3 separate regions of the Homo sapiens genome follow, and all the other regions are linked to region 3. The links are chromatin contacts, found by Hi-C in ENCODE. All regions are on one chromosome and are shown on one strand. The core of a region is the stretch at or near the end of the contact, and the rest is flanking DNA. Distances in the headings are between cores, read along the strand shown.

The links. A loop is a pair of places that touch in the nucleus more often than their neighbours do. Pooled maps may share reads with other maps.
Region 1: a map with no recorded cell type shows a loop between it and region 3 (17-fold over the local background). The contact joins the promoter of TPT1-AS1 here to the promoter of WBP4 in region 3. A Hi-C loop is called at or near these places in 1 of 37 single-sample maps with no recorded cell type and 9 of 50 pooled maps.
Region 2: a pooled map shows a loop between it and region 3 (8-fold over the local background). The contact joins the enhancer-like site here to the promoter of WBP4 in region 3. A Hi-C loop is called at or near these places in 1 of 168 maps with a recorded cell type or tissue (B cell) and 11 of 50 pooled maps.

The regions. Positions count from the first base shown.
Region 1 is chr13:45,340,085-45,342,784 of GRCh38, reverse strand. It overlaps TPT1-AS1 (TPT1 antisense RNA 1), which reads right to left and starts at 1,440. Exons shown (of 11, transcript NR_024458.1): 1 at 1,398-1,440. TPT1 (tumor protein, translationally-controlled 1) reads left to right here and starts at 1,602. Exons shown (of 6, transcript NM_003295.4): 1 at 1,602-1,743; 2 at 2,000-2,073; 3 at 2,601-2,700. The coding sequence starts at 1,716. LOC124903169 (a long non-coding RNA gene) reads right to left here and starts at 1,351. Exons shown (of 2, transcript XR_007063781.1): 1 at 1,155-1,351. RefSeq lists enhancers at 1-163, 1,743-2,532 and silencers at 1,226-1,425, 1,586-1,695, 1,776-1,845.
Region 2 is chr13:44,902,386-44,905,085 of GRCh38, reverse strand. No RefSeq gene overlaps it. Among named protein-coding and RNA genes, the nearest start is that of TRE-TTC2-1, 14 kb to the left of the region's middle. Within about 2 kb of position 1,250, at least 21 of the 41 ENCODE cell types and tissues checked have a DNase peak (open chromatin) inside an H3K27ac peak, as active enhancers do.
Region 3 is chr13:41,060,146-41,062,845 of GRCh38, reverse strand. It overlaps WBP4 (WW domain binding protein 4), which reads right to left and starts at 1,337. Exons shown (of 10, transcript NM_007187.5): 1 at 1,171-1,337; 2 at 130-202. The coding sequence starts at 1,172. It overlaps TRE-TTC1-2 (tRNA-Glu (anticodon TTC) 1-2), which reads left to right and starts at 2,037; the gene lies at 2,037-2,108. It also overlaps a transcript of ELF1 not described here. RefSeq lists a silencer at 2,543-2,700.

The DNA.
Region 1 (2,700 bases), core at 191-2,690, 4.3 Mb before region 3:
GCCACCACGCCCAGTCCCCCCATCTTCTTAAAGGGGTTAATTTCTTGGCTCTTGCATTTTGACTTTTCCATCATTCCAATTGCCATCCTGTGTCCTGCTCTTTCCCAAGGGTTGCATTCTTACTCTGCTGAATGCTATATTATTGGATTTATGAACAATTGTTAATGTATTATAATTGTCTGATACTTTGATTTACCAGAATGAACACTTCTATAAGTAGGACTGGATCGAACTTGTTCACAATTGGAATCTTGGTGCAAATCCTAGTTCTAAGGGATACAAAGCACAAAATATTTGCGAAATAGAACAAGCTTTCAGACTTCATACTGGCATGTATCTTTGCCTTATGCCAAAGATGTGACGATGTGACTAAATACGGAAGTTTTGTTTTGCTATTGAGCCAAGGTCTTGCTCTGTCATTCAGGCTGGAGCGCAGTGGTGCAATCATAGCTCAGTGTAACCTCCAACTCCCGGGCTCAAGCGATCCTCCCAGCTCAGCCTCCCTAATAGCTGGGATTACAGGCAGGCACCACCGCACCCAATTAATTTTTAATTTGTGTGTGTGTGTGTGTGTGTAGAGACAGGGTTTCAGTAGTTGCCTCCCAAAGTTCTGGGATTACAGGCATGAGCTACCATGCAGGACCTGTTTTGTTTTAATACTTAGTAATTGGGTGTAAAGTCCTTCAAAAAACAGGTGGGGCAGGTGGGAAACTCCCTTTGTGTGACCCTCTAGCACCAGGGATAAAATTTCAACTTCATCTTAAAGCGACAACATACTTTTCCAAGACCAAGTGCGAAATAGTAAAGGGAAGAGCTAGCTCCGTAGCCGTCCGCCACAGAATGCCACAAGCTTTCAATTATGGGACAAAATTGGAACACATGGAAACCCTGTGCAGACTCCCGTGACATCTTCCCTCCTCTCCAAGTCCCTTCCCACAGACCTTGCGCCCCACACGATTATTCCCCAGGGGCCGAGCAGGACGACTTGGGTCCCACTATCCGGACTCAGCGGTGCCCCCACAAAAGCGTCCCAAAAACTCCAGCTGGGGCAGCCCTGGGGCAGATGCTGAAAAGTTGTCAGAGGCCCTCGGGCAGTCCCGAGATCTACCCCAGGCCAGAGGGCCTGACCCTCCCTAAATGCGACGTTCTCCTACCTTGGTTGATACTCACGTTCCCAGAAAAGGGTGGAACCTAGGCTGGACGAGGCGCAGGGCCAAAGTTTAATTCCTCTAAGCTCCACCCAGCTCCCAGCACCTCTCCAGGCGGCCCCGTGGGGTAGGGCGGAGCCGGGTCCAACGTACTCCGCTTCCCCCGCTCCACCCACCCAGGGCTAGGGAGCGCCCCGAGAGTTGGCCTCCTCCCACGCTGCGCGCGCACCTCCCCGCCCCCACCCCTACCCGCTGGCGTGCCCAGTGGAACGGAGCCTTGTGTCTCCGCCTCAAGTCCCCGGATGCTCACCTCCCCGACTCGCCCCCGCTGTGGCCCCGCCCCCGCGCGGCTCTTCGTGCCACGTCACCGCCTGCGTCGCTTCCGGAGGCGCAGCGGGCGATGACGTAGAGGGACGTGCCCTCTATATGAGGTTGGGGAGCGGCTGAGTCGGCCTTTTCCGCCCGCTCCCCCCTCCCCCCGAGCGCCGCTCCGGCTGCACCGCGCTCGCTCCGAGTTTCAGGCTCGTGCTAAGCTAGCGCCGTCGTCGTCTCCCTTCAGTCGCCATCATGATTATCTACCGGGACCTCATCAGCCGTGAGTCCTCACTGCACTATCCTTACTGCCGCACACGGGGGTCTGGGGTGCGGGTGGGGGCGGGGAAGGCGCAGCCGTCGCGGGCCTAGGGGACGCCGGCGGTCTTAGCCGAGCGCGGAGGGGTCGGTGCCCGGGGCTCGCGCCCAGCTCTGGTGTGCTACGGAGGGGCAGATCCCGCGTGCGGCCGCCGGCGCGGGAAATGCGGGAAATGGCGGCGCCAGGCGCACGGTGATGGGCGGCTCTGTGTATCCGGCAGACGATGAGATGTTCTCCGACATCTACAAGATCCGGGAGATCGCGGACGGGTTGTGCCTGGAGGTGGAGGGGAAGGTGAGTCGGTCGGGCCTGCGCGTGGGGGAGTCCGGGCCGAGCGGGCTCGGGTTTCCTCCGCTCCCCCGCCTGAGGTTGTGCAATCCTCCCCGCCGCCTCCTGGCGGAGGAGACGCTCTTTCCGGGCTTGGGTTTTTCTAGAAAACTGGAGGCGGAGCTGATCCTGGAAATAGGCCCGCCGCCTCGGCGCCCATCCTCCTCCCGGGGTTGTCCGGGACATGATGCTTCCGGCTTAGGAGCCTGGAGTCCTTTCGTGTTTGTCCTGTCCCCACTTACCAACCGGAGGCATCACATGCCCGCAACTGGAAACAACTTTTTAATGACCCCATTTTTTGTTCCGGCCAACAGACAACTCTTTTAAGTTAGGTCGTTTTGAGAAATCCACGGGTCACAACTTTATTCCCAAAATGGTGCTTTTTTTATTTTCAGCAAGAACTAAGAATACTTCTTATCCGTGAACTATTGGCGTGGAAGGTGCTTTGGATGCGTTTGTGTCTTTTGCAATTATACTGCTTTTTCTTAATGCAGATGGTCAGTAGGACAGAAGGTAACATTGATGACTCGCTCATTGGTGGAAATGCCTCCGCTGAAGGCCCCGAGGGCGAAGGTACCGAAAGCACAGTAATCA
Region 2 (2,700 bases), core at 1-2,500, 3.8 Mb before region 3:
TCGGAGGCCCATAACCAAGGAGGATTTAAGTAAAACCTGATGGGTCAATATTTCCATAAAACAAAACAAAACAAAACAAAATAAAGAAAGAAAGAAGAAAAGGGGCCACTTTCTTAAATAACTCCAAGAAAATCCTTAAACAGTTCCGAAATTGTGACCAAAACAACAACAAAATCCTCAGGCTTTAGTTGCCAGAACCTAAACGGACACACTTTTTAAAAAGTACTCAGAATTAAAAAAGATGAGGTCTATTGATGGCTCTGATTGCAGCAAGTGAAAATAATGGCATTTCCCCGTTGAGTGTTTTGGACAATATAAAGTTACATTTTTTTTCCCAGCCAGTGCTTATTTTTCAGAATGCTTCTCGATTTGCCATTTGTAAGATGTGTCATATTCCAGCATATAAATGAACCTGTGTTTCAAGCAAACAATTGTTGTTTCTGTCTGACACAGGGGATTCGGTGACATTTGGTAATGAGTATGGAAGATGGGTAGATTGAATTAAGGAGGCTAAAAAAAGGAAAGAAAGAAGAAAGACTCATTCCTGCATAGTAACCAAACAGCTCTGCATCTTTGTTTGAAAACACAGGCATACCCTCTGAGATTCCTTATAAGTCACTCTAAAGAGAGGTGCTTGGTAAAGCAAAGGTCAGAGGCTGGGAGCTGGGGTACAGCCACCACTCTGCCATGATTGGGCTTTTTGCTCAAGGACCATATGCGTTTTACTGGGATGCTCTTTGGTTATGTTTCTCTATGTTTCCAGAAACCACACGCCCAGGCCAGGAAGAAAGCTGTGGATTCTAGGATAAGAACCCCAGCTGAAGTGTGCTGGGTCCCTGGCTTGTTTGCCCACAGCTTGGAAGGACCTGCTTCCATAGTGTCTTTGCCAGCATCATGATGTTCCCTCCTCCCCTTCCCCTAACACCCCAGTGTTTTATCATGCACCTTGCTTCCTTCCCCAGTCACTGTCGCTGGCTACAAGGCACCTCTAATGAAGGAGTTGCATCTGAACTGCGATTATCCAGCAACCTCTTTAAGTGAAGTGGAAAAAAGTGATGTTAGTTTCCTTTCTGTATGCTTGAGTTTTCCCATGTTTGTACTTAAACACCGGCTTAATCCTCAGCTTCTGCTTCCCTGCCTGCCTCAGGACTTCTCCCCAGTCCCCTCCTATGATGTCACCTGGCAACTGCTGGAGCTTCCCAAGCAGAGGATTAGGACATTCTTGTTTTGACTCCAAGAGCTTCAACGCAAAGGCCTCTGTGGCTGTTAGGAACAGAGAGGGCAGTAATGCGGCTGGCCAGCTGCCACCAGGGTCAGTGGTGGCCAGCCTGGATGAAGAAAGGAAGCTCGTGCTTGAGCTGCCTCTGGTAGGTCCTGAGAGAGAGGACTTGCCTCCCAGACCAAGTGTAAATCAGCTCTCAAGCTTGCCCCAGCTGCTGCAAACTGCCTGGGAGGCTGAGGTCATGCTCTGCAGTGAACAAAGACATGGCAGCCAGCAAGGCCAGGCTGAGCAAGGCTTCTTGGTTTGGCTGGGCCTGATTCACAGTAGGTCTGGAAGTGCCAAGAAAACTTTGAGTGTGCGGATGAACGTTCTGGTCAAGTGAGGCTGTGAACCACCATGTCAGACCCTGAAAAGGAATTCTGACCCCCTGGCTTCTGTAGAGTTCCTCCTGGGCCACAGCAAACGGGACAGACTTCATGGACAAGCCAAGGGTTTGATAAATCTTTACTTGACACCAGTCTGAGAGAGACAACTCTGATCTGGATTGAAAGGAATTTTCTGATTTTCCAAGTTGGTAAAATGGAATAGGGGGGTGCCTGGGATTTGGATTGGGGGATGACTCCGAAAGACCCTGGGAAGGTTGTGAAGCCTGCAATGACATCTCATCTGGAACATTACAGAAAATAACAACAAGGAAGAAAATAAGAGAGGCAGTTAAAGGAACCAGCATGGCGCTGAGGGAAAGCCATTCTAGCCTGGATTTTAAATGAACACAAACAAAAGATGGAAGGAGGGGCATGTCATGAAGGGTGTCACAAAAGAATAGCAGGAATCTGTATCTGAGTGTCAGGAAAAGCTGAAGTCCAGAATACGCTACGACTTGTGGAACAGCAGCTGACATGAGAATAATGCTCCATGGTCTGCAAAGCATTTTCATGTAAATGATCACATTGATCCTCACAATAACCCGTGAGAGTGGGGATGGGAGTTATCCTCGGAGTGTGGAGGGGCTTCTCAGAGGCAAAGCTGGGATGAAAGCCCAGATCATCTCAGGCCAAATGCTGGCCTTTTCCCACCATTCCACATCATTTTCTATGTTACATCGCCCATATTTTGATGATGTTTGGAGTAAGAAAAATGGGATGGGGTCATGCTTTGGGAGATAGGGTAATGGAGGCGGATGCTAGAAAGCAAAACTAGTTGCTCCTATTTTTTTCCTCCAGTATACATCACAAAGCAAAATAATCTCTAAAGGACAGAACAAATGTCTCATGATGGGTGAGACCTTTAAGAACTCTCACCCAAGGTGAGAACTCACCTAGCTCTCTAGGCCCAGGGCTGGACATTGAAGATGGTTGTTTGCAAAGGGACCTGATTTTCTCCTCCCTAATGGTTCTCACCCCAGACATTACTTGCACAGTATCTGTGTCCACAAGACTTGAGGGACTGTGGCCAGTCCATGTGCTTTCCCCATTGAC
Region 3 (2,700 bases), core at 88-2,587:
ATCTTCTGATGTTTTGAAAATGCAAGAGCAATGTACATAAAAGTGCTTTGTAAACTGAGTTTACATCAAAAAGGAGCACTTCATTCAACACAATTATTATTAGAATCTCTAACAGCGGAATTATCATACAGGCCTATTGTCTGCTATCCAGCACTTGCAGTAATCACAGAATTTCTTTGGCTGTGACTTCCAGTAGTCCGCCCTGAAAAAGAGAGACAACAAGGCTAAGCTCATGTAAAACTTAAAAAAGGTTAAATTCTGCATGCTTTACAGTTTTTAAAGTTTGAAATATATGCCCCTGCTACTGAATCTTGTCTTGTTATGTATAGTCGTTTTATTATTTATCTGGTTGGAGCACAGTCAATTGAAATTCTGTTGCCAGCGGAGTAGAAAAAGTCTGTATCTGATTCATTACAAAACTCCCTTCAATAAAATGGCTTTCAAAAATTCCTCACTTGTTATCGTCATCGTTATGAAAAACTAAGGAACATCTTAGAAGAACATTTATCCTTTCTGGCTTTGGGGGAGGTTGCTGTAATGGAAACCTGAAGAAACTCATAAAGTTTGCCTTAAATCAAGTTATTCCCACCAAGAGAACAACGTACAAGACTACTCTGGGGAAAACTGTAGTTCCTCCCAGACTCTCAGTTAAAACAAACTGTTCTTGAGCCTCAAGGCAAGAGAGAACTGGAAAAGCCATGGGACTTCGTAGACGGCCGACAAAAAAAAAAAAAAAAAAAAAAAAAAAACCATTACGCTATCCAGGGCTGGCCGCTTCCAGTGGGCGGGGGAGGCCGCAGCCCAGCCCTAGTTTCACAATACCCTAGGGTTCAGGGGCTTCGGAAACCCAAGGGGTGCATGCGACCCCCGACAGCGTCGTAGAGAGAGCACTGCGTCGCTTCACCCGCGGCCGTCCAACCAGCCCCCTGAACCGGCCGCCGGCCTCCCCCTAGAGCCCGTGCCCCATACCCCAGGGCGTTCAGCGGGGTAACATTTCTACCCCGCCCTGAGAACCGGCCCTGCAGGTCTGGGGCCGGTCCCGAGCGAGTTAAGAACGCGTCTGTCACGCCCCCGGCCGAAGGGCGGGAGGAGAGGAGGGGAAGACCCGGGCGAGAAAGGGCGGCCCAGAGAAACAACACCTCGTTGTTCAGGGCCTGAGACCCAACTCACATGACTGCGCCAGCCGCTCTGCAAGTCGTCCAGGGTTCCACTCAGACTCGCGCTTTCCCAGCGGGACGAGTCGAGCTCTTCCAGCCGCCCGATGCCCACCCGAACCTCCCTCCGATCCAGACACCTTACTCAGTCCCCGGGACCAGCGTTCCGCTGTTCCCAACTACGGGTGCCCAGACGATCCAATCCGCGTTCGAAATCGCCTCCTCTCCCCTCCCCCTACAGGGGCGGTACTCCCGGCTCCAAAGAGGTGGGGTCGGTATAAAGGGGTTGAGGTCACCGGGAAGGGGTAAAAGCGCGACGGGACCTGAGCTGAAGGACGGGATCTCAAGCCTCAAGTCCCTGCGCCATCCCGCCGTCTCTGTGTCCTCCCCTGGGGCCCAAAACCTCCATCCTCCTTCTAGGCTCGCTGGCTCAAGGCCAAGGAGCTCAGCGCGCCGCCTCCGCCCGGAACGCAAACAGCTGTTCCCAGAGACGTCTCCGCTCTCAACTTTGCCAACTACTCCGCACGCACTTTGACCAGCGGAGCAACCGGGACCTGTGGGTCGGGGTCCTCTGGCGGAGTTAAAAAAAAAAGAGGTGAAACTGCGGGACCGGCGCTGCGAGTCGCTAGGCTTCGCCTCAAACTTTGCTGTTGCAGCGGAGCGGCCCCGCCCCTCCTCTCCCCTACGACGCCCACGCGCTCGGATGGGGCTTGTTCCCTAGCTCGGGAGCGTGTGGGCAGCAGCAGCGGCGGCGGCGGCGGCGGCGGCGGCGGCGGCAGCAGCAGCTTCAGTAGCGCAGAGGCGGCGGTGGCGAGAGGTGCGGCGAAGGAGGCAGAGGCACTTATGCTTGTCAGGTGGGTCACGGCAGTTTCTCATAGCACTTCCCATATGGTCTAGCGGTTAGGATTCCTGGTTTTCACCCAGGTGGCCCGGGTTCGACTCCCGGTATGGGAACGCTTCCTTATTTTTCTTTTTTTTTGCAACTATCGGTTTGGAGGGCTGACTTTTTAAATCTTGTGTTCTGGCTCCTTTCTTGTCCCCGTCTGGGTGAGTTTGTAGAAAATAAGCATTACTGTAGTTAGTGGCGCCAGGAGCTGGGCTGCGGCTTTTGGAGCCTCGAGTGCCACGCCGTGCCTGCTGGAGAAGCGAATGCGCTTCCGATCCTTCTCCCTCCCGCCTCCGGCTCACGGGGCTGGTGGGCCCTGAGGGAGTTTCACTTTCCCCTGGGCTGCTCCCCCGCCCCTCCGGCCCGTAGTTTTCCAGACGCCCGGGAGGTGATGATTAACTCCGGCCTTGCGTTATCTCCTCCCAGCGCCCCCGTCCGGCCCACACCCTCTTCAGCCGCTCTTGCGACTCTTCCTATGCAGGACGGGCTGACCCCCCTGCCCTGGGCGCCCCAGAGCCCGCGCCCGGACCAGTAGCTCTAGTGGTTCTCTGGCCGCAGGGTATTTACGAGGCCCCACGGAACACAGTGTGCCTTCCGCGCCCTCCCGGGGGGACGCGCTTTCCCGGCCGCGCAGCCGCCCGGCGCCCCTTTCCGCCGCGT